2 separate regions of the Homo sapiens genome follow, and region 2 is linked to region 1. Evidence: chromatin loops called from intact Hi-C (ENCODE). Cell type or tissue: CD4-positive, alpha-beta T cell. All regions are shown on one strand. Each heading gives the region's core, and the rest is flanking DNA. Links, peaks and the distances in the headings are about the cores only. Region 1 overlaps TSGA10 (testis specific 10). Region 2 overlaps TMEM131 (transmembrane protein 131).

Region 1 (16,124 bases), core at 190-8,189:
TTTAAGACCAAATGGTTTTCCCCACTTTGTATCACTTTCAGTGTGTTTAGTTTGCATCCTGAAAGTCTGTGTTCTTTAACTGTTGAAGATTATTAATTTACTTAAACAGCTATAAAGCTGTAATACTTTGTTAATCATAAAAAATTATCTGAGATGTTAAAGTATTTTGTTTAAAAGTAAATGAATAATGGGATCCTGGAATAGAAAAAGGACATTATGTAAAAAAGGAAAGAAATCTGAATAAAGTATGGACTTCAGATAATAATGTGTCAATATTGGCTTATTAATTGTGACATATGCACCATACTAATGTAAAATGTTAACAATAGAGGTGCCCTTTATAATGTCTTCACAACTTTTCTGTAAATCTAAAACTATTCTAAAAGTTTATTTAAAAAATTAATGAATAGCAATAAAAACCAAAACATGGGAATTTGTAAGGTTTGCCTTTGTGTACTCTTTACAGCTAGAGCATATGGGCTAAAGGTGGATATATCTTATTTATGAAAACCTAGAAATTTAGTTTCTATTTTTTTGATTGGTTTAGAAATAGAAGCTTATTATAGAAAGTCTTTTTTCTAAACAAAAAGTTAAGAGTTTAGAAAAGCCCCCATGTTTTTGATACTCAGTTACTGTTATATTTGACATATTTTTTTAATTGCTATACAGTGCACTTAAAAATTTTAACACTATTTTTATACACATTTTCTAATGTAGTGGGATAAAATCACCTATCACTTTAGATCATGCTTTTTTCTACATGAAGAGGCAGTAGAGTCGAGTAAGATTCACATGGGTTGAATCTTGCTCTCTGCGTGTGTGATCATATAAACCAACTTCTCTGAGTCTCTGTAGCATCTGTAAAAATGGTTAATAAGTGAGACTATACCTGGAAAGCACTTACTGTACTGTCCAGTATATCACTCAATAAATATTTTATAGCTATTATTAGCTTACTATAATATTGTAAGCATTTTCCTGCCTTGTTCAAACTTTGTAAACATTTTTTATAATCAGAAGAAAACTGTTGTCATAACAATTTACATATGCTCAAAAGTAGTTTTTTCTTCGTTATGGTCATAGGCCCAAGGTAGAAGAGAGGTCTCTCTCTGTGGACCACAGGTTAAGAACCAGTATTGCAGAAGACGAGAAAGTGGAAACTTAAAAAAAATTTATCCTTGATACCACAATTTTTAACAAATTGGGATAATGAGGTATTTTTGTGTTTTAGCACGATTTTTTTTTCACTTAACATAGGCAAATATTTCCCTGTATTATTAAAAATCATTCCAAACATTTCTCACAGGTATGTAATATTCCATTATGTGGTTATGCCACTATGTAGATATACTATTATTTACTGCATGATTCACTTAATGTGAATAAATATTGTCACTGTAACAAATGCCTTAATGACAGCATCTCATTAAATTTTATTAGATTTCATTTCAGAGTGAATCACAGATTATCAGGTTTCTTTTTAATTATTATTTATTTATTTATTTATTTATTTATTGTAGAGTTGGGTTCCCACTATGTTGTTCAGGCTGGTCTCAAACTCTTAGGCTCAAGTGATCCTCCCAAAGTGCCAGGATTACAGGAAAAACACCCAGCTGAGGTTTCTTTTTTAAATTAAAAAAATGTAAATAGACATTTTCAAATATAATGAATCCCCATGTGCCATTTCCCACCTTCAAAAATAATCAACATTTTTGTCTTTCTTGTTTTTATGAGCATTTAAAAATTGTCTCTTGATACATCACCAGATTCCTGATCACAGATTTGCTTTCTGCAAATCTACATTTACTCCAGTAGTACATGGAAATGCCCATTCTTTACCATAGCTGAATAGCTTTAAATCTTTATTAATTTGATAAGCAGAATAGTAATGTGTTGTTTTAATTAGCATATCTTCAGTTGCTAGTAGAGTTTTTTTCAGGTCTTACCTACTTATGCTTCCTTTTTTGAATTGCTTATTTGGGTCATTTGCCCACTTGCTATTGGGCTTATGTGTTTTCTTTTTTTATATGAGTTTATATATTAGGTATGTTAATTTTATTTGTTCCAAGTGTTTAAAAATTTGTTTATGGTATTTTTGAGATATAGAAATTTTTTATTTTTCATAGTCAAATATACCTATCTTTTTTTCGTAGGCACTGTCCAAAAAATTGAATGACACTCATAATGAACTTAATGACATAAAACAGAAGGTTCAAGATACTAATTTGGAGGTTAACAAGCTGAAGAATATATTAAAGTCTGAAGTATGTATTTTTTTTTTCTTTTTGCTCATGATACTTAGTTTTCACTAGAGTTAATTTAGAAGTTGGTATACTCAGAACGACAGGTGAATCAAAGCTTTCTTTAATACATAGTATATTTTAGTTTTGACAATGGTGGGTTAACTACATATTTAGAATGTTCAGAAAGATGCCTGGAGAATATGCCCCTTTTGTTTTGCAACTCTGCCACTCTAGACAAGCAGAATCTTCCTAACTGGATGATGGACAAAGGGCTAAAATCAATTTGACCTCGCTTATAATTAATTGAAAGTGGTGGGGTTTCCAGTTATAAACCTCTGACAAAAGAGGTTCCACCTGATTATGTAGCAGATCAGAATTGGTTACCCTGTTATGGGACCATCTATTTTTTTTAGGACCACAAGGCAGATGGTTCTCCTCACACTTCTCTGTTAGCAATCATTTGACCAGGCACATGTACATGACATCAGATGACTCCAATAAGTGTGGTGCATGTGTGGCAACTCAGGAATAAACAGGCAGCTTTACTGAGGATTTTAGATATGTCTATTAGGTAAAATATTATCTAAAATTGAGGGAGGATGTTCCCATTAATGGTTTGAGTGGTATGTAGGTAACACTATACCTATTATAATAATCAATCCACCTATACTATTTTATCATTTCATGTCAGTCCACAAACATATCTTGAACATTTATTTATGGTATGCATAGTACTGTTAAGGGCTTTGAGACAGAAGAGATTCTAAGGATTTCTAAATTGCAATCCTTGCTTTCAGGCAGCAAGCAGCCTGTGTAGGAAAAGCACGTGGTTTCCTACACTTCCTGATTTTAAGGTTCCAGCAATGTAATACCATAAATGAACAAAAGGCTTTTTATTTATGCAGGCTACTCAGCCTCTCTGATTCTTCCCATCTGTAATCGGGAAGAACACCCAAGTAAGTGAGATAATTTAAAACACCTAGCACAGTGAGCCATCTGAATCTATTCTAGAATAGGTCAGAAATAAATAAATGAATATCCAGAGCAACACTTTTTTTTTTTTTTGAGACAGGCTCACTGTATTGCCAGGCTGGAGTGCAGTGGTGCAATCGTGGCTCACTGCAACCTTTGCCTCCCATGTTCAAGCGATTCTCCTGCCTCCTGAGTAGGTGGGGTTACAGGTGCATGCAACCATGCCCGGCTAATTTTTGTATTTTTAGTAGAGACGGGGTTTCGCCATGTTAGCCAGTCTGGTCTCGAACTTCTGACCTGAAGTGATCCACCTGTCTCGGCCTCCCAAAGTGCTGGGATTACAGGCATGAGCCACTGCACTCACCCCAGAGCAACATTTAACATAGTAAGCTTTCAGCCAGTGTTAAACACTTCCCTTTATCTCCCTTGTCTGTTAGTAACATTACCTGAAATTCCACCATTAGGGATTATAACTTTTAGATTCTAGAATTATATTTTCAGACATCACACATCAAGCTTCTTAGGCTCAAGTGATCCTCCCACCTCGGCCTTCCGAAGTGCTGGGGATTTTAGCATCCTAGTATGAATTTGTTTATGAGATTGCATAACACTGGATGGATGCAGGCCCGGAGAGAATGAACCACGGATCCATTTTGATAGGGATAGACCATCAAGAAGTGTGGAGTACTTCATTCATTCACTCATTCATGCAGCGTGCTAGGTGCTGGAGTGCCAGAGATGAAAAATGGAGAGGAAACAGAATGACTGCCAGGCAGTGGGAACAACATGAGCAAAGGTGTAGGGGAAAAAGTAGGTCCTGTAGGTAGAGTAGTGTGTACAAGTGGATGATAAAGGAGAGGTAAGAAAGACCTTCTTTGAACCCTATTTTCAGAAGCTTTTGTTAGAACTAAAACATATAAGTTATTTAAGGATTGCCTTTTAGGAAGTTTATTTTGGAAACGTCAAGAATAAACCAGAAGGGTAACAAAATCAGAAGTGGAGAGAGCAGTTAGAAGAGGTTGTAACCATAATTTAGGCAAGAAATGCAAAGGATTCCAGCTGAGGCCTACGGAGTGTTGCAGTGAGACTTGTGGGTGGCCAGAGGGAGCTGTGGATACAGGGGAGGCACCATATAGAAGTAAAGAGATCCTGAAAGCAGGAAATAGAGAATACCAAAGAACAGTTTCATTTTCTTTATAGTGTTGCCTCTCATGCTCAACACTGCTCTGGCCTCTATGGGAGGATATGAAAAAGGGTAAAATATGCTTTCTGCTTGCCAAGAAGGAGGGAGCACTGGGTGGTTGGAGGACAGGAGAGACATTCTACGGAATCCCTTTTCACTTTGAATAATGTACTACCTGGTCACAGAACTAAATTTAATATAAAAATGGTTCCTGCTTTAGAGAAATACAAGGTGTTATCAGGGAGGCTTTACATCCACACCTAGCAACACAAAGCTGTAAGGCAGTTTTAAGTGAATGACATAGACAGTAAGTACTGCACAAAGTTAAAGAGGGTAAAGATCAATGTGAATACAATTCGTTTAAGTATATTGTACAAGCACCCTCCAAGTACATACTCTGTACACAACTATGATTGTTAGTACAATCATGGAAAACACATATCAGGTTCCTGCTGACACAGTTGGAGTATCTGAATCTTGAAAGCCAATAAGGTAGTTTAGTATATTGTTGACTAACACAGACTTGGCAAAGATCTTTCACATTAGAGGCCACAAGGTGGCAATATTAGCTGAATTTCCACCAGTAAACATAATCAGGAAATGGCTTATCTGATTTGAAAGGAGTATTAGACATTATTTATTGCAATTTGGTCATTTTATTTAGCCCAGGATTTCTGATAGGGACGTGCACTATTTATTAACAGGAGAGAAAGAGATCTAGTGCCTTTTAAAAAATTACCAAAATTACAACTAATTTTTTAGAATGAATTCACCAAACCATAATAAAATATTTTTTTAAATAGCCTAATAATGATTACTCGGTCTATTATATTGTTTGTGGAGCTGAATTTTTTTCCCTCCTTATTTCCCTACTAGAAATCAGACCCTACTTCAGTTACTCTGCTCATGATAGAATTTTGAAAGTTCAAAAAATCTGGTTCTTATTGTATGCTCAATTTATACATGAATGCATATTTACAACTAGTGTTTATTGGCATAGGTTTGATAGTTTACTTCTGAGCAATTTCAGGAAAGTTACTAGACTGGCAGGGAAAGTTACTAGACTAGCAGGTAAAAGATAATCATAGAACAGTTCATGATCAAGATAATTAAGGCTGGGGCTATGAATAAAAGGCAGACACCAGACAGGAAATTATCAGAAGCTGACATTTAAAATATGCAAGTACTCAGAAGCTCTGTAGCCAGCACAGCCCGGTAAATTGGTCAAGAACAAGGGAATACACCAGTACGAAAGGTCAGAGGCTCAGAATCCAGACCAGCAAGTAGTCAGTAAGCAGACATATGGGAAAAGCAGGCTGTGGAGGACTTCAAACAAAAGGAAATATAAGAACAAATTCATTCAGGTCTTGAAGAAAAGAGTAATTTACCTAAATTTACTATTTACTAGTGTTCACTGAGTGTTACTCAGGAGCCAGGGCAGATGCTGATTGCAGTCTTTGTTAATTACAGGATGACCTGTTTTCTAAACTAAGAGTATAGATATATTTCCTCAGGGTTCTATTATAAACGCTTCTCATGGCAAGTGAATTCCCAATGACTTGGATAATAATGTTTAATTTTTATCATATGTTCAGCATTTTAAAGTAATAGCTAAAGTTTGCTTTTCAGGAATCTGAGAACCGGCAAATGATGGAACAACTTCGAAAAGCCAATGAAGATGCTGAAAACTGGGAAAATAAAGCCCGTCAATCAGAGGCAGATAACAATACCCTCAAACTGGAACTTATCACTGCTGAGGCAGAGGGTAACAGATTAAAAGAAAAAGTAGATTCCCTCAACAGAGAGGTTGAGCAAGTAAGTTTGGAAAAATATGCTTATAATACATCCTGCATCATATTTAAAAGAGTTTTGTTTGGCCTTCCATAAATTAAATGTATGAACAAACACGTAAATTATTTAAATGTACTGTGAATTGTAGCATGCTAACCATTCTCCTTATACTTTGATTCTTCTACAATCTCTTATCTACCCTACATCCAGAACAATCATTAGCATTTGTTAAAATTAGAAACTATTTCAAACATACCATAAAAGTGCAAAAGTAACAAAACAGATAAACATATCCCCAGCTCCCACATGTAAGGATACTAACATTTTGCCATGTTTGCTTCAAATGTCTCCTTGTTTAAAGAAATAAAACATTACAGATAAAACTTCTCTCATCCTTTTCCCTCCTACCTCCCTAGTTGCTGGTGTGCATAACTTTCCTGTCAGTGTGTCTAACTCCTTTGCATATGTTTATACTTTTTCTACAATCTTACACCCACAAATAATGTATAATGTTATTTGGTATGTTTTGGTTTTTATTTAAGTGAAAACAAACATAGTTGGAGATATTCATTTGCAACTTGCCCTCTTTGCTCAATATTATAATTTTGACACATCTATTTTGATATATATATAGTGTACTGCTTTACTCAAACAGTTGCATATATTCATTGTATAAATATTCCCTTTTTAAAATTCATTCCCATATTGAAGGAAAGTTAATTTTTTTTCACTTTTTTCTGTGATAAAACACTGCAACAAACCTTTTACATTTCTCCTTGACTACATGTTTCCCTATATTTATGCCTGGAAGTGAATTTTAAAAAGCTATATGCCTGGAGTAGATCCAAGATATGTGCAATTTCAGCTCTTCTAAGTTTTTGTCAAATTGCTCTCTAAAGTGTCATTCTGCCATAAGAAATCCTGAGTTATTTTCTCAAATGTGAATCAATACTTGATATTGTCAGACAATTTTTTCCATACTTTTTGTCTTGTGCTTCCTTGATTGCAAGTGAAATTGAGGACCTTTTCATGTTTCTTTGCCATTTAGGATTCTTCCTCTATGAACATTTTCTTGAATTTCTCTTGAATGAAATTTTTGTAAACTTTGGCCATTTTTCTATTGCATAGCTTATCTTTTTCATATATATATATTTTTTTGAGATGGAGTCTCGCTCTGTCGCCAGGCTGGAGTGCAGTGGCGTGATCTTGGCTCACTGCAACCTCCGCTTTCCAGATTCAAGTGATTCTCCTGCCTCAACCTCCCAAGTAGCTGGGACTACAGGTGCGCACCACCCTGGCCAACTAGTTTTTTTTTTGTATTTAGTAGAGATGGGGTTTCACCATGTTGGCCAGGCTGTTCTCGATCTCTTGACCTCATGATCCACCCACCTTGCCCTCCCAAAGTGCTGGGATCACAGGCCTGAGCCACCACACCCTGCCTTCATATTGATTTTTAACGGAATTCTCTATGTATTCTTGATAATAATCCTCTTAAAGATATTACAATTATATTGTCCTTGTCTGTGGCTTGTCTTTTCACCTTCCTTGCAGTATAAACAGACATGTTCAGTTCTGATATACTCAGAATTATTATCAATATTTTCCTATATAGTTTATACTTTTATGTCTTCTTTAAGAAATCCTATACAATCCCAAGGCCAGAGAGATATTTTCCTATATTTTCATTTAAAAGTTCTTCTAAATGTTTGAAAGTATGTGAAATTTTGCCATTTACATTTAGGACTTTAACCTGCTTGAGATTGATTTTGTGCAGTTCGAAGTAGACATATAATTTTTATTTTTGTGAATAGATATCCGTTGTCCTTTCTTCTCTGAAATATAAGTCAAGTCTACTTTGTCATAAAAATAAGTTCCCATACATTCTGCTCCATTGGTCAATTTATCCCCTTGTCAATAACACACTCTTGTAGCTATTATAATTTTATGTTGAGTCTTGATATCTGGAAGAATTAATGTTCCCTCAAATTATCTGGACTGTACTTGGTCCTTATTAACCTGTCTCAGATGAATTTTAGAATAAATGTATCAGATTTCATGATTTTATTTCTTTTCTATGCATTGAAGACTGGAAATTTCTATTTTTTTGGGTGCAGCCACCTGCAGCCCACAAGTTTTGAGATAATCCTTTCATTGCCATTCAGTTTTTAATATCATCTCGTTTCATTATGATTTATTTTTAATTACTAAAGTTTGTTTGTCTGTTTGTTTGAGACAGAGTCTCACTCTGTTCCTAGGCTGGAGTGCAGTGGTACAATCATAGCTCACCGCAGCCTCCAATTCCTGGGCACAGGTGATCCATCTGTCTCAGCCTCCAAGTGGCTAACACTACAAGTGTGAGTCACCACACCCAGCTAATTTTTAATATTTTTGTAGCAATGGAGTCTTACTATATTGCCCAAGCTGGTCTTGATCTCCTGGCCTCAAGTGATCCTCCCACCTCAACCTCCCAAAGTGCTAGGATTAGAGGCATGAGCCACCACACTTGACCTGAAGTTTTAAAAAACTTTCCAATGTGCAGGGGACTTGAGGTTATTAGTCTATTTTTACTTTGTTGTGTCTAATATCTTATTGTCTAATGTTTCTAATATTGTGATCAGATAAAATGGCTTATGATAATTAATTCTTTGTTATCTGCTAAGAATTGCTTAGTGGCAGATTATGTAATCAATATTTGATAATATTCTACATGACCTTGAAAAGCATCTGTGCTCACTTCTTGGTGGACACATATATGTATGTTATATATATTTACAGATTAGGCTTGTTAATAGTGTCAGTCAAGTCTTATAAATCCTTACTATATTTGTATTCTTGATCTCTCAAATACTGAAAGACATGTTAAAATCTTCCTCTGTAACTGTGGATTTGTTTATTTCCCTCTGAATGATTTTCTCACAGTTCTGGAGACTGGAAATCTAAGATCACAGTGCCGGAAGGTTTGGTTTCTTCTGGGGCTTCTCTCCTTGGTCTGCAAATGTCTGCCTTCTTGCTACATTCTCACATGGCCTTTCTTCTGTGCATGCACATCCTTGGTGTCTCTCCCTATTCTTATAAGGACACCAGTCATGTTGGATTAGGATCCTATCCTTATAACCCCATTTAACCTTAATTACCTCTTTAAAGGTCCTATCTCCAAATATAGTCACACTAGGGGGTTAGGGTTCAACGTATGAATTTGGAGGGGACACAGTTTTGTCCATAACAGGTTGTTTCTAGTTTTTGGCCGTGAGGAATATAATTTCTGTGAACATTGTGTTCAAGTCTTTGCGTTCATGTAAGTTTTCATTTTTCTTGGATAAATAACTAGGAGTGGAATTGCTGGATTATATGGTAAGTATGCTTAACTTTGTAAAAACCTGACAAATTGAATAAATAATATCTAGTATTTGATAGTACAACAGGGTGACTATAGTCAACAGTAATTTATTGTACATTTAAAAATAACTAAAAGAGTCTAATTGTATTATTTGTAACACAAAGGATAAATGCTGGAGGAGATGGAAACAAAAAACAAAGTGGTTATATCAGTTTACACTCCCGCTTGCACTGTGTGATAGTTGCTCTAAATCTTCTCCCACACTTGGTATTGTTAATAGATGAGTAAGGTTATCACATTCATATTTTAGTTTACCTTTTCCTCACGACTAATGATGTTGAACAGATTTTCACATGCTTACTGGTCATGAGTCTATCTTCTTTTGTGAAGTAGCTGTTCAAATCTATTGCCCATCTTTTTATTGGCATGTTTATCTTCTTGTTATTAAATTGTAGATATTTTTTGAACACTTTAGATTTTGGATATTTTCTCCCAGTCATTGGCTTGCCTTTCTGTTTTCTTAATAAAATCATTCTAAGAGCAGAAGTTTTACATTTTTGATGAAGTCCAGTTTACCAATTTTCTTTTTATACTTTGTACTTCTATGTCCTGATAAATCTTTGCATGCACCAAGGTGCATAGACTTTCTTTTAGGAATTTTATATTTTTAGATTTTATATTTAGATCTATGCTACAATTGAATTAATACTTGTGTATGATGTAAGATAAGGGTCAAGGTTCATTTTTTCTCATACAGATATGAAGGTATCCAGCACCACTTATTGAAAAGACTTATTTCATCATTGAATTATCTACAAATTTTTCACAAAAATCAAATGATCATATATGTGTGGATCTGTTTCTATACTCTCTTCTGGGTATACATCTATCCTTAGCCAGTAACCCAGTGACTTGATTAATATATCTTTATGGTAGATCTTGAAATGAGTTAGTTAAATCCTCCAAATGTGTTCTTTCCTCAAATGTTTGGCTACTATGGGTCCTCTGCATTTCCACATAAATTTAGAATGAGCATATCATTTTCTACAGAAAAAAAACCTACTTGGGGTTTGATTAGCATTATTTTGAATATACAGTTCAGTATGGGAAGAGTTGAGATTTTAACAATATTGAGTCTTCCAATCCATAAACATGGTGTATCCACTCATTTATTTATTTAGGCAGGTCTTTTATTTCTCTCAACAATGTTTTGTACTTTTCAGTGTATAGGTATTAAATATATTTTGTTAAATGTATCCCATATTATCTCATGGGGTTTTTTATGGCTCTTATAGAATATCTCAGTCTTTACAATGCCATTGTAAAAATGATATTTTATTCTTGAATTTTATGTTCCAGGTTTTGATAGCCTATACACAAAAGTAGAATAGAATTTTGTGACCTTTTATTCTGTAACATTGTTTAAATTCAATGTTTTAGTCCTAGTAGGTTTTTGTAGATTTTAAAAGGATTTTCTACGTATGCAATTATGACTTAAATGTATAAAGATAGTTTTACTTCTTCTCTTTTACTCTTCTCAGAACGCCTTTTTCTTCTGCCTAGTACTTCAAATATCAGTATTGAATAAAAGTGGTGAGAGTGGATATTTTTTGCCTCATATATAGCCATAAGGAAATAGGACTCAGTGTTTCATCTTTGAATATGATATTAGCTGCAGGTTTTTTGTAGAAGCTTTTTTTTTTTTTTTTTTTGAGATGGGGTCTCGCTCTGTCGCCCAGGCTGGAGTGCAGTGGCGCAGTCTTGGCTCACTGCAGCCTTCGCCTCCTGGGTTCAAAGGATTCTCCCACTTCAGCCTCCTGAGTAGCTGGGAATACAGGAGCGTGCCACCATGCCTGGCTAATTTTTGCATTTTTTTGTAGAAACGGGGTTTCACCATGTTGGCCGGGCTTGTAGAAGCATTTTGTCAAGTTGAAAACATTCCCTTGTCTTACAAGTTTACTTAAAGTTGTGTGTGTGTGTTTCCCCCAAGACTGAGTCTTGCTCTGTCGCCCAGGCTGGTGTGCAGTGGCGTGATCTCGGCTCACTGCAACTTCCGCCTCCCAGGTTCAAGCAATTCTCCTGCCTCAGCCTCCCGAGTAGCTGGGATTACAGGTGCCTGCCACTATGCCTGGCTAATTTTTTTTTGTATTTTTAATAGAGATGGGGTTTTGACATGTTGGCCAGACTGGTCTCGAACTCCTGACCTCAGGTGATCTGCCCACGTCGGCTTCCGAAAGTGCTGGGATTACAGGCATGAGCCACCATGCCTGGCCTAAGTTTACTTAGAGTTTGTATCATGAATGGGTATAAAATTTTATCAAATGCTTTTTCTGCAGCTATTGAGATGGTCATATCACTTTAATTTTTTAGTTTGTTAAACTGGCTAATACATTGCTTTAAAAAATAATTCCTGGATAGTAGGTCATGGTGGTTTTGTTTTTTGTTGAGACATGGTCTAGCTCTGTCACCCAGGCTGCACTCGTGGTGCAAGGTCATGATGTATTTTTAAACATACATTATTAGATTGCATATATATATATATATAAAAATATATAAATATATATATATATATATATTATTTTTTTTTTTTGAGACAGAGTCTCACTCTGTTGCCCAGACTGGAGCACACTGGTGTGATCTCAGCTTGCTGCAACCTCCATCTCCTGGGTCAAGCAATTCTCCTGCCTCAGCCTCCTGAGTAGCTGGGATTACAGGTGCCCACCACTATGCCCAGCAAATTTTTTGTATTTTTAGTAGAGACAGGGTTTCACCATGTTGGTCAGGCTGGTCTCGAACTCCTGACCTCATAATTCACCCACCTCAACCTCCCAAAGTGCTGGGATTACAGGCGTGAGCCACCATGCCCAGCCAGGATTTCTGATTTCTTAGGTCATTTTGGTAATTTCTGTTTCGCTAGGATTTGCCTATTTCATCTAAGTTGTCAAATTTGTAGGCAAATTTGTTCTTACTTTGTAGTTATATTCCTTTTTGCATTCTTGTTATTGGTAATTTGTAGCATTTCTCTATTCTCTTCATCAGTCTAGCCAGAAGTTTATCATTTATGTTTATCTTTCCAAAGAAGGAGTATTAATTTAATTGATTTTTCTCTATTAATGAACTAGTTTTCTATTTCATTGATTTCTTCTCTTTATTATTTCTTTCCTTCTAAATAATATATGTTTAATTTTTCTCTTCGTATTTTAATGTAGGTGCTTAGGTCATTGGTTTTAGCCCATTCTTCTTTTCTAAGCATTTAAGGTATGTATTTTCCCCTACACAGTGCTTTAGCTGTATTCTACATATTTTTGTGTTGCTATTTTTTGTAACAGCTTTATTGAGAATAATTAACATGCCATATAGTTTATCCACTTAAAGTATACAATTTAATAGTGCTTAGATGTTCGTAGAGTTGTGTAATGATCACCACAATCAATTTTAGAACATTTTCATCACTTTGAAAAGAATCACTGTACCCTTTATCACCACCAAACCCTCCATTAGGTCTTTGATGCATTTTTAGTTCATTTTTTTTCACATGGTATGAAGTAAGGGTCCAAATTCATTCTTTTGCATGTGTCCATCTAGTTATCTTAGTAACATTTGTTGAAAAGACTATTTCTCCCCTCCCCCCACCATTTGAATGGTCTTGGCACCTCTATCAAAAATCAATAGATCATAGACACATGGGCTTCTTCTAGACTCTTAATTCTATTTCATTGATCTGTATGTCTATCCTTATATCAGTACCACACTGGCATAATTACTATTGCTTTGTAGTAGCTTTTGAAATGGAAAAGTGAAAGTCCTCCTGCTTTGTTTTCATTTTTTCAAGATTGTTTGGCTATTCTGAGACTTTTGAATTTTCATATAAATTTTAGGATCAGCTTGTCAATTTCTACAAAGAAACCACCTGGGATTCTGATAGAGACTATGCTGAGCTGGTAGATCAATTTGGGGAATATGGCTGTCTTAACAATATTAAGTTTTCTGATCCATGAACACAAGGTGTAGTTTCGTTTATTAGATCTTTAATTTCTTTCAACAATATTTTGTTGTTTTCAGAGTATAAGTTAGGTCTTCTTGTGTTAATTTTATTCTTAAGTATTTTATTATTTTGAATGCAACTGTAAATAGAATTGTTTTCTTATTTTTATTTTCAGATTCTCCATCGCAAGTGTATAAAAATACAATGATTTTTGTATATCGATCTTGTATCCTGCAACCTTGCTGAACTTATTTATTAAGTCTAAAAGTTTTTAGTGAATGCCTTAGGATTTTCTATATCTGTCACCTGGGCTGGTGGATTTTCTATATCAAAGATCATGTCATCTGTGAATAGAGATAGTTTTTACTTTTTCCTTTCCAATCTGGATGCCTTTTATTTTATTTTCTTGCCTAACTACCCTGGCTAGAACTTCTAGTACAGTGTTGAATAGAAGGGTCCAGAAGGGGCATCCTTATCTTGTTCCTGATTTTAGGGGGAAAGCATTTCATCTTTTACCATCAAGTATGATGTTAGCTGTTGGTTTTTTATAGAAAACCTTTATGACACTGAAGAAATTCCCTTTTATTGTTACTTTGAAGAGTGTATTTATCAAAAAGGGTGTTGGATTTTGTCAAATGCTTTTTCTGTGTCTATTGAGATTATCATGTAGTTTTTCTTTATTTTATAGATATAGTATATTACATTAATTGACTTTCATATGCTAAGCCAACTTTGCATTTTTAGATAAATCCCACTTGGTCATGGTATGTAATTATTTTTTATGTTGCTGGATTTGGCTTTCTAGTTTTTTTTTTTTTTTTTTTGAAGGATTTTGTGTATTTCTAGGAGCGTCTGTAATTTTCTTTTCTTGTAATGTGTTGTCTGTTTTTAATATCAGAGTGAGACTGGCCTCATAGAATGAGTTAGAAAATGTTTCCTCCTCTTCTGTATTTCAAAACAGTTTGTATGGAATTTGCATTGATTCTTCTTTAAAGGTTTGGTAAAAATTTACCAGTAAAGCCATCTGGTAGAGAAGTTTTATGGGAAGTTTTAAAATTACCTCTTTATGGGCAGTATTAAAATTGCTAATCAATTTCTTTGTTGTTATAGATCTATACAGATAGTCTATTTTTCATGAGACAGTTTTGCTAGTTTGTGTTTTCTAGGAATTTGTTCATTTCATCCAAGATATTTAATTTATTGGCATACAGTTGTTTATAGTGTATTTTTATAATCTATTTCATTTCAGTAAGGTCACATTACTACTAATGCAGTATGTAAGGATTGCGTTACTACATTATTTCATTTCTGATTCTATTAATTGAGTCTTTTTTTCTAGATCAATCTAGCTACAGACTTGTCAATTTAGTTGATCTTTTCAGAAACTAACTTGGTTACTTGGTTGTGTTGACTATTGTTATTTTCTTTTTTTTTTTGAGACGAAGTCTTGCTCTGTCACCCAGGCTGGAGTGCAGTGGCGTGATCTCGGCTCACTGCAAGCGCTGCCTCCCGGGTTCACGCTATATTCCTGCCTCAGCCTCGCGAGTACCTGGGACTACAGGTGCCCACCACCACGCCTGGCTAATTTTTTTTGTATTTTTAGTACAGACGGGGTTTCACCGTATTAGCCAGGATGATCTCGATCTCCTGACCTCGTGATTCACCCTCCTCAGCCTCCCAAAGTGCTGGGATTACAGGCGTGAGCCACCGCGCCTGGCCGACTATTGTTATTTTCTTTATTTCAGTAATTTCTTTTCTTCCTTTTTTTTTTTTTTTTTTTGTTAATTGGATACAGGGTCTTGCTTTGTTGCCCAGGCTGGAATGCAGTGGTGCAATCACGGCTCACTGCAGCCTTGACCTCCTGGGCTCAAGATCTTCCCACCTCAGCCTTCCAAAGTGTTGGAATTACAGGTGTGAGCTACTCTGCCTGGCTGTTTTGTTAATTTCTTTCTTTCTCTCTCTCTCCCTCTCTCTTTCTGGCAGTAGGAACTCTGCCTGGCTTTATTCCCCCACCAGTTTTATTAAGGTATAATCTACCAAATAAAAAATTGTATTGTTTACAGTGTACAATGTGATATTTTAATATATGTATAAATTGTGAAATGATTAAATCAAGCTAATTAACATATCCAGCACCTCATATGCTTGCCATTTTTTTTTTTGTGGTGAGAACATTTAAGATCTACCCTCTTAGTAATTTTCAAACATACAGTACATTATTATTAACTATTGTCCCCAAAACTTATTCTTTCTGTCTAACTGAAGCTTTCTCTCACCTCACCCTGCCCTATCAGCTCCAGGTAACCACCATTCTACTCTCTGCTTCTATGAGCTCAACTTTTTTAGATTCCACATATAAACGAGATCAGTGTTTGTCTTACTGTGCCTGGCTTATCTCACTTAGCATAATGAACCTCTAGGGTCATCCATGTGGTCACAAATGGCAGGATTTCTTTGTTTTTAAGGCTGAATAGTATTTCATTGTATATCTATATACCACAAGTTTGCTATCCATTCAGCCACTGATGGACACTTAGGTTGATTCCATATCTTGGCTATTGTAAATAATTCAGAGCACATGGGAATGCAGATGTCTTTTTGACATACTGATTT
Region 2 (16,124 bases), core at 4,526-12,525, 1.3 Mb after region 1:
AAAATGTGATGTTTCATTTAAAATGTTATAAAAAGTGTTCTGTTGGCCAATTTGGAAGCTCAACTTTTTTTTTTTTTAAGATTTTGTCAATTTACATAAATTCACTAATTCTCTTTGGTAGTAAAAGGTAACAGAGATTATTTTTTATGCTTCCTTTCAGCATCGAAGGCAAAAAAGCCATCTCAGTTTTCTGGGAAAATAACAGTTAAAGCAAAGGAAAAGAGTTATTCTAAACTTGAAATACCATATCAAGCAGAAGTTTTAGATGGGTGAGTTTCTTTTTAAAATAAATTCTATTACTTTTTACTAATCAGTAAATTATATTTTCCTGCTAAATGACCTGCAGAAATACTAGCCACGTTCACATAAACTTGATGGAATTATTTTTTGAAAGAACAGCCCCAACTATAAAAGAGAAAACCTCCTATATTTTGTTTATATTTTACTTTTTTAGAAGAAAAGGGTAAGTGGGATGATAGGATTTGGGCTTAAATGAAGACTTAATGATTCAAAAATCTGATTTTTTAAATATTATTTAAATCATTTGAACCATTTCCTTTCTGACATTTGTTTGTAATATGTAAGTGATTGTGGCCTATTATTAAAGTATTTTGACACTCGAAACAGAATTCTTTATATTCCTTTATAAATTCATAAACACTTCTAGAATTACAACTTTTTATAAATGGGAAGTGACATGTTCATTTTCTATTGTACTTTAACCAATAGTAGTTTAATACTCAACTTGGCAAAGATTCATTTTAGCAAAGCTCCTTGTAATTCAGTGATAAGCATGATTTTTTTCAAAGTAAAGCTTTTTTTGTTGATATGTCTTTGATTCTAATTGTATGATTCATATAATTCATTAGAGAATGGTTGTTTGTATTAATTTCAGTATTTTGCAAGCTAAATTTTGTTTTAAATCATATAGTCAATCACTAAAATATTATAGTTCTAAATCTTTAATACAATCCCTAATGCTAAATGTAAATTATTACTTACAACAGAAGAACTTGGATTTTAAATTAACACATGGAAATAAAAATGATTTATTTTGTTCTTGTTGTTTTTTTTAATAGTTATTTGGGATTTGATCATGCTGCAACATTATTTCACATCCGAGACAGCCCTGCTGATCCTGTGGAAAGGCCAATTTACCTTACTAACACTTTCAGTTTTGCGATCCTCATTCACGATGTGTTGCTACCAGAAGAAGCCAAAACAATGTTTAAAGTATGTCCAGGAGCCCTCATACTTTTAATTTTCCTGGTCTACCAACTAGGTGATGCTGACACTTTGTTTTTTTTCTCTTCTGTCATTTCTCAGGTTCACAACTTCAGCAAACCAGTCTTAATTCTTCCTAATGAATCAGGATACATTTTTACCCTGCTTTTTATGCCTTCCACATCATCCATGCACATTGATAACAACATTTTACTTATTACCAATGCTTCTAAATTTCATTTACCCGTGCGGGTATACACAGGCTTTTTAGATGTAAGTATATTATCCATCTTTAACATTTAAACTCCCTGCCCACCTTTAATGTTTTCAGATCTTATTAGGCAGTCGTGTTACATACGGTTTGCCATTATTTGTGCTCTGCAAATTGATCTAATTCTCCTAGTCAGTTTTTACCTTTCCAGGTAACTAGTTTTTACCTTTTCTGGCAGCTCTCTCTTGTGATACAGTTGACTTCTCTAGTTACAGTCTCTACTTAGATCTTTTCCACATTCTGCTTTCTCTTGGATATGCTTTTAAACTATTGTAATAATGGGGAATATAGAAAAGAACTAAATAGAAAAATGATAGGTAGAAAAAGAATAATACAAGGAAGGTGAAGAGGGATATACGTAGGGAAGAGATGATCAAAACCAAGAAATATCGGGACAAAGAAGAGAATCAGATAGTAAAGAAGAAAATAAGGTAGTAAAGACGCAAAGTTGGAAGATTATATATGACACAGAAGGAAACAATGAAGGTACTCCTGGTACAGAAAATAAGCAGGGGGAAAAATTCCAAACAAAGCTATCTTGAGAGTGATCAATGAAAGAAGCTTAGATAAGAGAGAAAACTGTTAGGAAAGATAAAAAGAAAGCTAGGACATCTAGAAATGTAGCCCTTTAAATAGTTGGCATCGATTAGAATTTTAGAGCTGGAGGGACCTTCAGTAATGTCTCGCTCCTGCTTCAGTTATTTTGTTTCAGTGATCATTGGTGATGCTTGCTGAGACCACATGCTTTTTGCCCGATCCCCTAGGGTTCCACTAAACCTCTCTTAGTAGTTTAGCTTCCTGCCTCTTTCATGTGCCCTCAGAGGAAGAATAGCAACTCAGCAGAAGCCATGGCTGTTTTCATTTCTGATTACTCAAAAGACTTTCGTCATACAAAGCCCTCAACTATGTCGTATAAATGTGTGGTTTTATGCATATATACAAAAGCATAGGAAAGCATAGAACTGTAATTTTTTTTTTTTTTAGATGGAGTCTCGCTGTGTTTCCCAAGCTGGAGTGCAGTGGTGCAATCTTGGCTTGCGGGTTCAAGCGATTCTCCTGCCTGAGCTCAGCCTTCCGAGTAGCTGGGATTATAGGTGCACACCACCATGCCCAGCTAATTTTGGGGGGAACTTTAATACATCTTTAATATAGTTACTTTCTCTTCATAATATTGTTAGATCAATGTGACTTTTTTTTAATCTGGTTCTTTTATATCTTTCCAGTACTTTGTATTGCCCCCCAAAATAGAGGAACGTTTCATAGATTTTGGAGTACTGAGTGCTACAGAAGCAAGTAATATTTTATTTGCAATTATAAACAGCAATCCAATTGAGGTAAAAACCTGTTTTTATTCTAAATCACATTTAAGGATTTTATGCTTGTGTTGTGATAATCATTTTCATATCTTTTTTTAAAGTTGGCTATAAAAAGTTGGCATATCATAGGAGACGGTTTATCAATAGAACTTGTAGCTGTGGAAAGAGGCAATAGAACTACAATAATTTCAAGCCTGCCAGAGTTTGAAAAATCCTCTTTATCAGATCAATCATCGGTAAGTAAACTTTCTATTGTCTCCTTAAAGTAAGATGGATGTCTAAACTGCAAGTGGAAGATCATTGCTATGCTACATGTATCACTATTATTTTTATGCAGTTCATAATAGTGTTGGTTACTTGCTATTAAAAGGACCTTATAGGTAATGTAATTCAACCCCCTATTTTTATGATGAGGGCACTGAAACCCAAAGGGGTTTAATTCTGCCTTGTCATAAAAAGTTCTATAACACACAAATTTTTAATTATCTTTTTGTAACACAAGTGTCATTACAGGAGAGATTCCCATGGGTACTAAACTAACCTTGTGTTCATTGAGTTTACTGGGAAAAAGAGATGGCCCTGAACATTGGTAGAAAATATTTTCAATTATGCAATAATACGTCTGTCCAGATACTGCCTCAGTATCAGTGAGGCAAACATTGTTTGATCACTGTGAGTCTGCCCACATATTTTTACCTGTCTAATAAACATGTTACAGTTGGTTGTCAGAGAGCGCTAAACAAGAGAAAACAAATTTATTAGTTTCAGCACTCACCAGTACTGAAAGGGGAACTTGGAGTTTATACCTACTGGGAAAAGAATTAGAATCACAATCTGTGAGAAGGAGCATCAGATAATCTCATCTGCAGGTTAGAATAGAATTTCTTGGGGCAGTTTTACAAAAGGAAAAGCAAGTGTCCTTATACACAGAGAGTGTTGACAAACACGTTTCCGTGGAATGCCATAGGTCTGGTGTTTTGTTATATCTGACCTCAGCTGCCCTGAAGATATGAATATTAACATTACAGAGTGACATCCACAGCTTGAAGCAGAGCCAGCTGTGTATACAATTGTGGCTCCAGTGTGCCTGAAAGGTTGGTGGAAGGCTGTGTCCCTCTGCTCCAGCCCCTTTGGCCATACAGGTCCATGGGTAAAGAGTGAGGAGCTTTATTAGCAAGAGGACCACACCCCTCCCTCTTTCAGGAACCAGCTTTTTCAGTGGCCCATGGAACAAGTGTAGTAGAGAAATATCAAGGGATGGACACTATTTTGAGATATTTGTACACAGTGATATGGTAATTCAGTGTCATACTGGTATATGTTAGGATTTGTTAGTCATTTTATCGCTACACCCTTCATGTCCATTTTAATAGGAAACTTCAACTAACAAGGCTAATGAATGATACCATTTCTACTATCTACAGGTAACATTAGCTTCAGGCTATTTTGCAGTCTTCAGAGTCAAACTTACTGCAAAAAAATTAGAGGGGATTCATGATGGAGCCATCCAGATCACAACAGACTATGAGGTAAGGACTTTATGGGGATTCATGGCAGTGGGGTTTTTCTGAATAAGTCAGTCCTTTCTTGTCTTTATGAAACCAAAGAATTAAGTTTACTCAGAGTTACAGTTTACCAGTTTCATACCTTAAAAACTGAGCTTTCGAGAATAGTTTATAGAATATTGATGTTCATAGGCTCATAGTTTTTTGATAAAACCCAACCCTCCTAACCTAAAAAGCAACTTCAGAAGAATGCCTTTAGCACGTTTAGAATTGCTTTGTTAGAAACCTGCTTAAACAGATGGTTATATCATTGCACAGACCCCAGCTGAGTGTCCTGAGTTAGATACCTCTGATTGTTCCTACAATCATAAATAGCAGTCAGGGTCTAACATTTCTGAAAAGGAAGATAAAATCAGGAGATCATGTCCTAATCTGAGTGCTCACATTTATATTTTCATGAGTCATTCAAAGTCAAGGGACTAAAGGTTACTAAGCTTTTAATTAAAATATTCTGTGTGGAGCTTATTTTGCATTCAGTAAGATTTTGAATGGATGTATTTCTGCCAGACCTAAATGTTTTTAATTGTATATCTAAAAGCTCTTAGGAAAGTCAAGCACTGTTAAATTCAACAACTTACCACCTTTGCCCTCATAGATGTTTTCAGTGGACACAACTCCCACGTGGAAAAAAAATGTAATTATAAAATAAACAGAATTGGCCATTTAATAATAAATGATTTGTTGAGAGTATGTCAGGTGAGGAATTCATGGTTATCACTCATGACAGAAATAAGTACATTTCAGAATTCAGATAAATTTTTGTTAATATGGGTGAAAATAAGAATTAAGAAAAATACCCTAGAGAAGTAGCTTTGAGAGTTACTAACAGTATGGGATGGGATTCTAACTCTAGAATGTTCAGTGCATTTTTAAAAATTAGGTTGATGTCTATTTCTGTATCAAAAAAAAAGCTATATAACTCTAGATATGCTGGATTTTACATACATTGTTTTAGGAGTACAGTTTGACTTTCTTTTTTAAAATAATCTATTTTTATAGATTATTTGTATTTTGAAATACAAAAATATTTGTATTTTTAAAAAATCTGTCTTCATTGCTTCCCCGTTGTTTAGTCTTTTTTACGTGTTTTCAATGAATCACTGAGAAATCTGTGGAAATGTGTTATATTTCATTACATTTTATGGAGTACATTGGACAGATTAAACAGTATCTATGGGTGATTTTAATATTGGTATGGAGCTGGTTATTGTCAATATTAGTCCCAAAATTAGGTTAACCCCAAAATATAATGCAATAGTTATCAAGATCAGGCTAAGTCTTAACTACTTATCTATCATCATCTTCTTGACTTCACAGATCCTGACAATCCCTGTGAAGGCTGTGATTGCAGTAGGCTCACTGACCTGCTTCCCTAAGCACGTGGTTCTTCCACCTTCCTTTCCAGTAAGACCATTAATACACACATTTTTCTATTGCTCGTTTTTTGCCTTTGCCTTTAGCTCTGTGTTCCTAGAATCTTAGAGTAAAGTCAGTTATTCTTTATTAGTCATTTATTTTAAAGACATTATACCAGGTTCTTTAGAAGATGTAAAGAGATACAGTCCTTTTCCTCAAAAAGTTTTCTATCTAGAAAGGGAAATGGACCCACAATTCAGAGCTATAAAGCGGAATGTAGAAGTTGCCCTAAGAGGAGTGAAAATAAAGTGCTGTGAGGGAAATACACGTCTCACTGATGCAGGGGCTATGGGAGCCAGCTTAGAATTTCTTCCAACAGAGATGGAGAAGGGGTGGCAGAGACGTGAATCTAGGGCCAGGGCGCAAGCTCAACAGGGATGCAGAGGCAGTAAAGTCTGAAGTTGGTTCAGGCAATAGTGAGTTGTCCAGTTTGGCAAGAATTGAGAAAAGTTTTAAGAGAGAAAATGGAATGGTCTGTGGGGGTGATAACATGGAAAAAACTTAAATGCACTTAAGTTCATGGGAATATGAAGTTTTTGAGTGAAGACTTGACATCATCAGAGCTGAGCTTTAAAGACTGGCTCTCTGCAGAAAGAAATAGAGGACACAGATGAAAGTAACAATAGAGTGCCTGGAGGCCAACCCGCAGACTGGCCAGAGTCCATGTGAAAAGTGCCAAGGGGAGTTTGAGCGCATGGCTGTGGCTGAGGCAGTAAAGTCCCTTCATACCTCCAAGCCTTTGTTGTTTCTTTGCCTCGAATGCCCTTCCTCCTGTCCTTCCTTCAAAGAACTCCTGCGTGTCTTTCAAGATTCAATTCCATTGTCATCTCCTCTCTGAAGATTTCTTGACTCCTCTAGACAATACTGGTTGTTTCATGTGTGATCCTAGAATACTTTGAAATTACCCCTCTTGCTGCAAGCCTCGTATTGTGCTATAAATATTTCCTTATAAGTTGGCCTCCCCAGTGAGAGTCTGAGATCCTCTAGGAAACGGATGAGAGATCGTTTCTTCCCAATAGCAGGCACTTAGTACATAATGTATGGATGAAGGAACAAATGATGGAGAGGGAACATAGGCAAGAGACATTGCAGGTGAATCATTTGAACTGTGCTTATATCCTAAAGAGGTCATACAAACTGAAACAAGTATGGGGAGGAGGGTGGGTAGAGGAGGCAGGAATATGGCTTAGAGTTTGAGCCTGGAGAACAAAGACAAAACAAATGAGAAAACCAGGAGAAGATGCTGCCTTTTGCAAGAAGATGGTGCAGTCCATTCAGGAATACCAGGGCAGATGTAAAAGTGTCTCACATCCTAGTGGTAGGAGACAGTAGTGGGTTAAGAGAAACAAGACATTGCAAAATCTTAATGCTGTATGCAAGTTGAGCATCCCTAACCCAAAAATCTGAAATCCAAAATGTTCCCAAATCTGAAACATTTTGAGACCACAAGTGGAAAATTCTACACCTGACCTCTTGTAACAGGTTCCAGTCAAAACTTTGCTTCATGCACAAAATTATTTTAAATGTTGTATAAAATTACCTTCAGGCTATGCATATAAATGTATATGAAACATAAATGAATTTCATGTTTAGACTTGGGTTCTGTCCCCAAGATATCTCATTATATATATGTAAATATTCCAAAAAAAAAATCTAAAACACTTCTGGCCCCAAGCATTTTAAATAAGGGATACTCAACCCTTACAGTAAAACCTGAATTCAATATTTAACTCCTTAAAAATACAAACTTTGAATTACTAGTTTCATCACATTTAAGTTTGGGTCTTAATTAAATCCTCATCTTCCTGTCATTCCACTTTGTACTGACTATACTAAACTCTTCGTTATTTATCCAAAAGAGCCATGTTTCTTCCTTCCATTACCTTCTCAATCAATGATGTCCTTAATCTCTGCGTAAACTCTGGCAGGGAAAAGTTCAGTTCAGAAGACAGCAGATGACACAGTGAAAAGCCCCATGAGTGGAATAAATGAGAAAGCATGTGTATAAAAACAAGATGTTGGTCTGGATCCATTTGTGTTGCTATAAAGGAATCCCTGAGGCTGGGTGATTTATTTTTAAAAAAGAGGTGTATTTGGTTCACAGTTCTGGAGACTGTGCAGGAAGCATGGCCCCAGTGTCTGCATTGGTGAGGGCCTTAGGCTGCTTCCACTCATATTGGAAGGCAAAGAGGAGCTGGCATGTGCAAAGATCACATGGCAAGAGAGAAGAGAGGGAGGTGCCAGGCTCTTTTTTAACAACCAGTGGTTGTGTGAACTAATGGCATGAGAACTCATTACTACGAGGTCAGAACGCACCAAGCCATTCATGAGGGATCCACCCCTGTGGCCCAGACACCTTCCATAGGGCCCCACCTCCAACACTGGGGATCACATTTCAGCATGAGATTTAGAGGGGTTGGTTTTGAACTGCTTCAGATTAAGCTTTCAGATATCTCTAGGAGGCTTACAGGACCAGATACTTGCTTGGAATTCTAAATTACCTCTATATTACCAAATCCTGTCAATCTCTTTATCAGATGGAGAATACTAGAGCTTACTGGAAACAATACCTCAGAATAAACATTTCATGTAACTCATAGCTTAATATTTGAATAGAATTGTGAGAGCAGCATTTATATCTGTGAGCTCTTTTGATCCCCCACACCCCCAAGAGACAAGGCACGAGGGAAGTAGTTATTTCAAGTACGCCAAGTGCGGTGACTGCCCGAGGGCTCCTGTCGGCATTGCAGCTGCATGCCCGCCCTCTGCTGGCTGTCGGGTGTTTTAGCCTCACTGGGCTGTAAATGAGGAGCGCTGGCCTCAGTGTCACAGTCATTGCGCCCTTTTTCCTGTGCACGCTCTTCACTTCTGTATTTTTTATTCCAAATATTTAAAAAGTGGGTTTAATCATTTCAGAGACCTCTTCAAATGAGTAGGAATCTACAAAAAGTAAAATTTTGTATTCAGCCAAAAGAAAGATTGTAATATTCTTCTGGAGGATTACGTAAATTATTTAATTTTTTAATTTAAAATTTGGTACCCTGTCACAGACAGAAGCTTGTGACTGGTAAGAGCAATTGCTGGTTATTTAACAGTTTTATTTGTGTGCTGGGGTTTTTGTTTGTTTGTTTGTTTGAGATGGAGTCTCACTCTGTCACCCAGGCTGGAGTGCCGTGGTACGATCTCGGCTCACTGCAGCCTCCGCTTCCCGAGTTCAAGTGATTCTCCTGCCTCAGCCTCCCCAGTAGCTGGGACTACAGGTGTGTGCCACCATGCCTGCTAATTTTTCGTGTGTATTTTTAGCAGGAACAGGGTTTCACCATGTTGGCCTGGCTGGTCTCGAACTCCTGGCCTCAAGTGATCCACCCACCTTAGCCTCCCAAAGTGCTGGGATTACAGGCATGAGCCACTGTGCCCAGCTTGTGTACTGTTTTAATAAGATACTTGACAACCCATAATTTCAAAAGATGTGTAATTTCTCTTTGATACAAATGACATATATTTTTCCTAATGAAGAGACTTTCTTTTAAAAAAAATTGTGATTTTGTCCCCTTTGGCTTTAGATTTTAGAATTCAGTGATTTCAGGGCATTCTTGCCTGGGTGTAAACAAACCTTGCTTACCAAACTGAAAGTAACCATTCCCTTTATCTAAAGCTATCTCTGTTTGTACCTTTGTTGGCATCCTCAGTATCTTAACATGAAAGTGTGAATGTTAACGTCAATCAGTTGTCACAAGATTGCAAAGATTTGTCCTCCTGATTTTTCTGTAACATGCCACAGCAAGAAAAAAAAGTTTTTTGGTGAGGTTTTTTGGCTGTTGATTACAATTTAAAGATTATCAATTGATGAACATTCTAAGATGTCTTTTGGGCTTTGGTTTCCTAGAAGTATGCTTGTCTACTCTGAAACTTGTGATCTTAAGAAAATTTAACCATATACAAATGAGTTTGTTCTTTGCTTTCTTCCTTCAGGGGAAAATAGTTCATCAAAGTTTAAATATTATGAATTCCTTCTCACAGAAGGTAAAAATACAGCAAATACGATCTTTGTCAGAAGATGTGCGATTTTACTATAAACGATTACGGGGCAATAAGGAAGACTTGGAGCCAGGAAAAAAATCAAAGGTTTGAAGATATTATATTTGAGAATTCCCATTGGTTAACATTTTGTTTTATGACCTCCTGTGGATTTGGGATTCATGGTTCTCCTGTGCCTCTTTATAGATTGCAAACATTTATTTTGATCCTGGACTACAGTGTGGGGATCATTGCTATGTTGGCTTGCCTTTTCTATCCAAATGTAAGTGACCTTGCTGTTCTCTCTCATGTCTTCACTTCCCCCAAAATACTCTTTTAGTAAGAGGCCGCCACTTTTAAAGTACATTGCTGTCTTTTGTTACTATAGAAATTATTTGAAGGAAAATTGACAAGTGAGTATAGATGCAGGTTAAGTATGTTTCCTTGTTTTAGCTGAACCCAAAGTGCAGCCTGGTGTAGCCATGCAGGAAGATATGTGGGATGCTGACTGGGATTTGCATCAAAGCCTGTTCAAGGGATGGACAGGAATAAAGGAAAATTCAGGTCATAGGTGAGTGGTTTATGTTTATTTATTTTAGCCATCTTTACAAGATGACTATTGAAACATAATGCTTTCTAAATTATATTCTTATGTTAGATTATTTTGCTTTATAGCTAAGAAAGAATGCCTAATTTTCAGAAAGTTATTAGTGAGGCATCTTAAATTGCCATTTTAACTGTATGTTGCTTGGAAATATACATACTGTCATTTTTCTCTTTTCTGTGGTGCTTTAGATATTTCTTACACTCCAAGAAAATATTTGAAGTTGTTCTTATGTAGGATGACGACAGTATTCACCTTAGACTCATCCATTTGCATAGGAAAGAAAGTTTTTTACCTACCACTGATGTCTGTTAAAGGCAAGGGAAACATTTTCTAGGTTTACCCCCACCTAGGCACTTGGTACAAGACCAGAGTGTCTGTTTTCTTATTGTGAAAAGAATACCTCCTTCCTTTTTTTTTTTTTTTTTTTTTTGAGACGGAGTCTCACTCTGTCACCAAGCTGGAGTGCAGTGGCGTGATTCTCCTGCATCAGCCTCCCAAGTAGCTGGGACCACAGGTACATGCCACCATGCTTGGCTAATTTTTGTATTTTTGGTAGAGATAGGGTTTCACCATGTTGGCCAGGATGGTCTCCATCTCTTGACCTCGTGATCCACCCACCTCAGCCTCCCAAAGTGCTGAGATTACAGGCGTGACCCACTGTGCCCAGCCCACCCCCTTCCTTTCTAAGTGCTGAGCTATTCGGGAGCACACAGGGCTCCATTCAGACAGGCCCCACAGTGTTTCTTTGGCAGGTAGGAAATGTGCATCTAATGACAAATCAATACTGCACCCAGATTCAAAAACAAAAAATGTATTGATTTGGTAGTATAGAAATCTGATCTTTTCATGTACTTCAGAAAAGAATTTGACTAGAATAATGATAGTATGGCAGCTGATGGAAACTGCTCTTCTCAAGCTGCTAATTTGAAATATATTTGTTAGTATCAGGATATTCCCATTTAAGAGTACTGTAAATTCTCAAACCATTAATAATTGGAGGGTTTGTTTATCTGAACTCTCTGCTATGAAAAGTTTTCTTAAGGCAAAAGAAAGTCGAATGTTTACTTTAAAAAGATGGTTAAAATGAATACAAAAGAGACTTCCTCTAATGGACTTGCTAAGAGAACACTAATTAAAACTCTCCTTTGTACCCTGTATTTCCACAGTGGACATTATAAAGGACAAGCAAGCCCCAAATGTTAATGTCCAGTTATGAACAAATAACTTACAGTGTTGTCCTATGCTCAGCTGCTAAGGGGCCTCTTCACCTCCTACCCACAAAAAGCCTGCCCTCCTCTCTGTGTCCCCAGCACCCCATTGCTAAGACCTTGGCTCCCTGTCTATCTTGAGTGCACAGTAGATGTGATATTCTCCCTGATCCTGCCTTTGTGTTACTTTGTTATGTGTGTGTTACAGAGGATTTCTGCTACTAGTCATATAAACTTGTACTCTTACCAGTATTAGAGTATCATAACACTACAACAATAGAGTTAGGGGTTAAAATATGCTTCAGCGTTTAGTCCCAGGAATCTTAGCTCCATTTATAATATTGTGTCTTTGGGAATGTGTTCTGAGTTCTAAGCAACTGGCTTATACACACTTATAAGTAGGGAGATATTCAGATGAGGTCTTGAATATTGCTGAAAACTTTACATGTGTCTGCACAAAACCCTCGTAGGTTTTACCTCTGTTGTCAACTGATGTCTTCATTGAATCTGAGGACTCTGTTTTGTCTTTATATCAAGGGGGAAAAAAGCCATATGCCAAGCAATGTACTGCCTTCTCATTAGTCCTACTGAAAATGTTTTTAGCACCCTGCTTGTAGATGTCTAGATCTTTCCTCTAGGCACATAAGATCCTTTAGGATCTGCGTAACATCATGTATTATCTTTATATGCCTGCCTTTTCTAAATAGGTTATCTACTATAGGCCAGCTTTTCTTACTGAATTTATACTTGGAAAGGTTTTTCGAAACTTACGCGGGATTACATTAATGCCATTGGTATTATTCCTAAGATTTATCATCCTTTCTATATTCAGTACAGAAACAGAGGATCTGTGACAGATATTTTGGCAACTCTTTGCACCAATATAGAGACATCATATAGCATTACAAGCATAGTAAAATATTAGAATGAATAAATGTGTTTTTTCAGGGCCAGCAAAAAATTTCTCAAGTACATAAGCCTAATTGAATTTCTTATGTTCAGAAGACTCAAATATTTCATTTTGATACAGTGACTTACAAATTGTTTTTCTAGATTGAGTGCTATATTTGAAGTAAATACAGACCTTCAAAAAAATATAATATCAAAAATCACTGCTGAGCTCTCCTGGCCTTCCATACTTAGCTCACCCCGGCACTTGAAATTTCCACTTACTAATACAAACTGCTCCTCAGTAAGTATTCAAAGTGACATTGGTTTTTGGAAATACATACTAGGATTATAAAGTATTTACTCTTAGCTTTAACTATAGAAATCTTTCATTTAATGTTTCATTATTTTGTTTAAGGAAGAAGAGATTACTTTAGAAAATCCTGCAGATGTTCCTGTCTATGTTCAGTTTATTCCTCTGGCTTTATATTCCAACCCTTCAGTGTTTGTAGATAAGTTAGTATCAAGGTAAGTATTGCTTGGGATCATCACAGTGTTTCTATGTAGTATTGAATTAGTATTTTATTCACTTAAAAAGCCTTATTTGCAGCTCATACAGATTAATAGATTTGACGAGAAGTTCTGGATCTATAAGGTTGAGAGAAGGTTTTAGGGAGGTTTAGGTTGATACTGTGCAAAGCATCCAGAAAAACTTTCAATATAAGGCAAGAAAAAGTAATATGGAACTCCCTTCTAAAAATGTGTAAAGAGAAAGTAGATGAAACCTTTCAAATATTCTAGTTTTGAAAAGTGAACAAAATATTAATTACAAGTTGTGGCCTTTAATTTTCTTAAGGCTATAAATCTGGTCATATTGATCTCAAAACCTGACAGACAATAATTTGAAAATAAAGCACACACCTGATAATCACTCCATAACTCCCTTAACTGTGATGTTGCTTATGAATAAATATGTGTACATTTTTTGTTTTAGGTTTAACTTGAGTAAGGTGGCAAAGATAGATTTGAGAACACTAGAATTTCAAGTCTTCAGAAACAGTGTAAGTATTCAAACTTCATACTATTCCAAAGAAATTATTTTATAATATGATCAATATAAATATGAAAGAAAATTATTGGCTACTCTTAAATTTGGCTGAAGGGTAAGTTACTGAAGAAGTCAGAGCAGTCCAGTAATTATTTCAGAGGCAAAATAAATCAGGAAGAGTAGGTGGGATTTAGATCAAGGTGAGGCACATTGAGTAAAAGGTTCGTATTTATGGGCATTAAACATTAAGCCCATGAAGGTTTGTAATAATAATTACAGAAATTCTGAGAATATATAGATGAGGTAAATATTAATACATCATTGATTTTTATTAAGCATCAAAATATTGAGCTCAGTCATTTACATTTTCATTCTGGATACTTTGTAATTAAATTGTAAGCCATCCATGAATGCTAAACCCATGACTGGCTGTGTTTGTATTTAGCATGGTAATATGCATGATTTTCACTCAATGGATAATCTTTTATTTATAAACATATACATAAACTGGTTTGTTCTAGGAACCAAACTATTTTCTATTATTTAGGCCAGGCTGAGCAACCACTAACCACACGTTATTAAATAAGACCTAATGTAAGGGTGTGTGTTGGGAACTTAACACTTGGAGCTAAGGCTCCCTGCAAACTGGTCCAAGCCTTTTGGCCACCATGCCCTTGTTTCTGCCCAAGGCCAAATTCAAATCTGGTTCTCTGATTCCAGAAGCCTTGCCCTTACCATTGTATCATGTGGTCACTGCTGATCAGGAATTGCTATGAGCCTTTTCAAACCAGATCCCTTGTAGTTCTTGAAATACTGTATTCTTTCCCATAGCTCCATGTTTTAATCTGTAAGGCATATATTAGCCCAATCCTTATTAGAATAGTTTTTATAACTCTGTCTTTAAGGCGAGCTTACATAAGAAAGTAATATTCAAAGTAGTATTTTTTTCTGTCAAATAATGGCTGGGACACTAGACTAAAGTTTAGACAGTCTTGTATTCCAGCCTCATGCGCGGCTCTGGGAATCTTTTCGTGCTTTGCTTTTCCCATCTGTAAGATGCCAAAGTAACAAATGTTATTGGAAGTTATCTAGAAGGCTCAGTAACCAGAACTTCCTTTCATTCTGCTTTTCTTTTTCTTTTTTTTTTTCTTCTGAGACAGTCTGGCTCTGTCACCCAGGCTGGAGTGCAATGGTGTAATCTCAGCTCATTGCAACCTCTGCTGCCCGGGTTTGTGCAATTCTCCTGCCTCAGCCTCCCGAGTAGCGGGATTACAGGCACGTGCCACCACACCTGGCTAATTTTTTTTTTTTTGTATTTTTAGTAGAGCCGGGGTTTCACCATGTTGGCCAGGCTAGTTTCAAACTCCTGACCTCAGGTGATCCACCCACCTTGGCCTCCTAAAGTACTGGGATTACAGGCGTGAGCCACAGTGCCCGGCCCACTCTGCTTTTATAATAGGGAGAAATTTCACATAAGTATTAAGTGAGCTAATATTTAACTTTCTTATTTTATTAACTACAAGCCATATTTACAAGATGTAGAACACTGAACTAAGCACTGTGAGAGATAGGAAAATAAGTAAGAGTACTCTAGACGTCAGAAATGTATTCTAAATAAGAAATTCAGGAGGAGGTCCTAGAGTGAGCTTAGAGTAAATTCTATCTCAGGCATCTCTACAGTGCTATAGAATGTGGTTCTCAAAATACTTGGTCTCAGGACTCCCTTGCAGTCTTAAAATTATTAAGGACCCCAGAGAGGTTTCTGGTTTACATCCATCAGTGTTTTGCCATATTAGAAACTGAAACTGAGGCCGGGCATGGAAGATCTTTAAAATAGTGATTTAATTTGTTTAAAATAATAATAAACCTATTCCATTCAACATAGGTAACATCAAAAATGAAAACTACCTATATTTTAAAAAATCATTTAGCAAGGAGAATGGATTTTTTTTAATTTTTACAACTCTCTTTAATGGCTGGCTCCCTGACTTAATAGACAGGTAGATTCTCATATCTGCCTCTACATTCAGTCTCTCTTGATATATTGTTTTGATCGAAGTATGTAATGAAAATCTAACCTGCTACAGACATGTAATTACAAAAAGAAGGAGTATTTTAGTTGCCTTTTTATTTATAACACTGTACATCAGTCTTTTGGAAAATACTGGTTCACGGAGACATGCAGACCTTACAAATGTTGCCACAATTCACTATGCACTATCCAAAAATGAATCATCCTCGCTAATCTAACCACCAGGCTCATCAGGAAACTCTTGAAGTATTGGGAAGCTGTCATGCTCACAATGGTGAATACAAATTATCCAAAATCCTAAATTTTGCTCAAAAGCTTGAATTTTATTAGAAACAAATACTTCAGTAGGCTCACTTATTTCTGTGAAAATACCTGCCAGATGCCCAAGTCTGAATAACCATGGACTGTCTGTCATTCTTTCAGACATAAACGGTGTTCCATGAGAAAAGCAGCTAGTTCAGCTTCCATCTCAAACAGCTTTTCAAAACAACATGGTAGCTGTAGAAATACTTTTTACATACTTCCCATTGTA

What was found. A loop is a pair of places that touch in the nucleus more often than their neighbours do. Peaks named below come from ENCODE experiments on the same cell type or tissue, not always from the same donor. Only the 100,000 strongest peaks of a DNase experiment are listed, where the experiment ranks them.
Region 2: it touches region 1 in a loop (3-fold over the local background); 3 of 110 quality-filtered maps call a loop at or near these places.

Annotation. Positions count from the first base shown.
Region 1 is chr2:99,055,028-99,071,151 of GRCh38, reverse strand. It overlaps TSGA10 (testis specific 10), which reads left to right. Exons shown (of 21, transcript NM_025244.4): 15 at 2,154-2,264; 16 at 6,028-6,213. Among named protein-coding and RNA genes, the nearest start is that of C2orf15, 79 kb to the left of the region's middle. In CD4-positive, alpha-beta T cell, for the core only: CTCF peaks have their summits at 4,265 and 4,830; DNase peaks (open chromatin) are centred at 4,341 and 4,951; H3K27ac peaks cover 1,023 bases.
Region 2 is chr2:97,799,344-97,815,467 of GRCh38, reverse strand. TMEM131 (transmembrane protein 131) reads left to right here. Exons shown (of 41, transcript NM_015348.2): 13 at 161-269; 14 at 1,080-1,233; 15 at 1,327-1,497; 16 at 2,719-2,829; 17 at 2,913-3,047; 18 at 4,236-4,340; 19 at 5,694-5,780; 20 at 9,765-9,917; 21 at 10,017-10,092; 22 at 10,263-10,380; 23 at 12,678-12,816; 24 at 12,931-13,040; 25 at 13,507-13,573. Among named protein-coding and RNA genes, the nearest start is that of ZAP70, 94 kb to the right of the region's middle. In CD4-positive, alpha-beta T cell, for the core only: CTCF peaks have their summits at 8,359 and 8,559 (motif pointing left); a DNase peak (open chromatin) is centred at 8,547.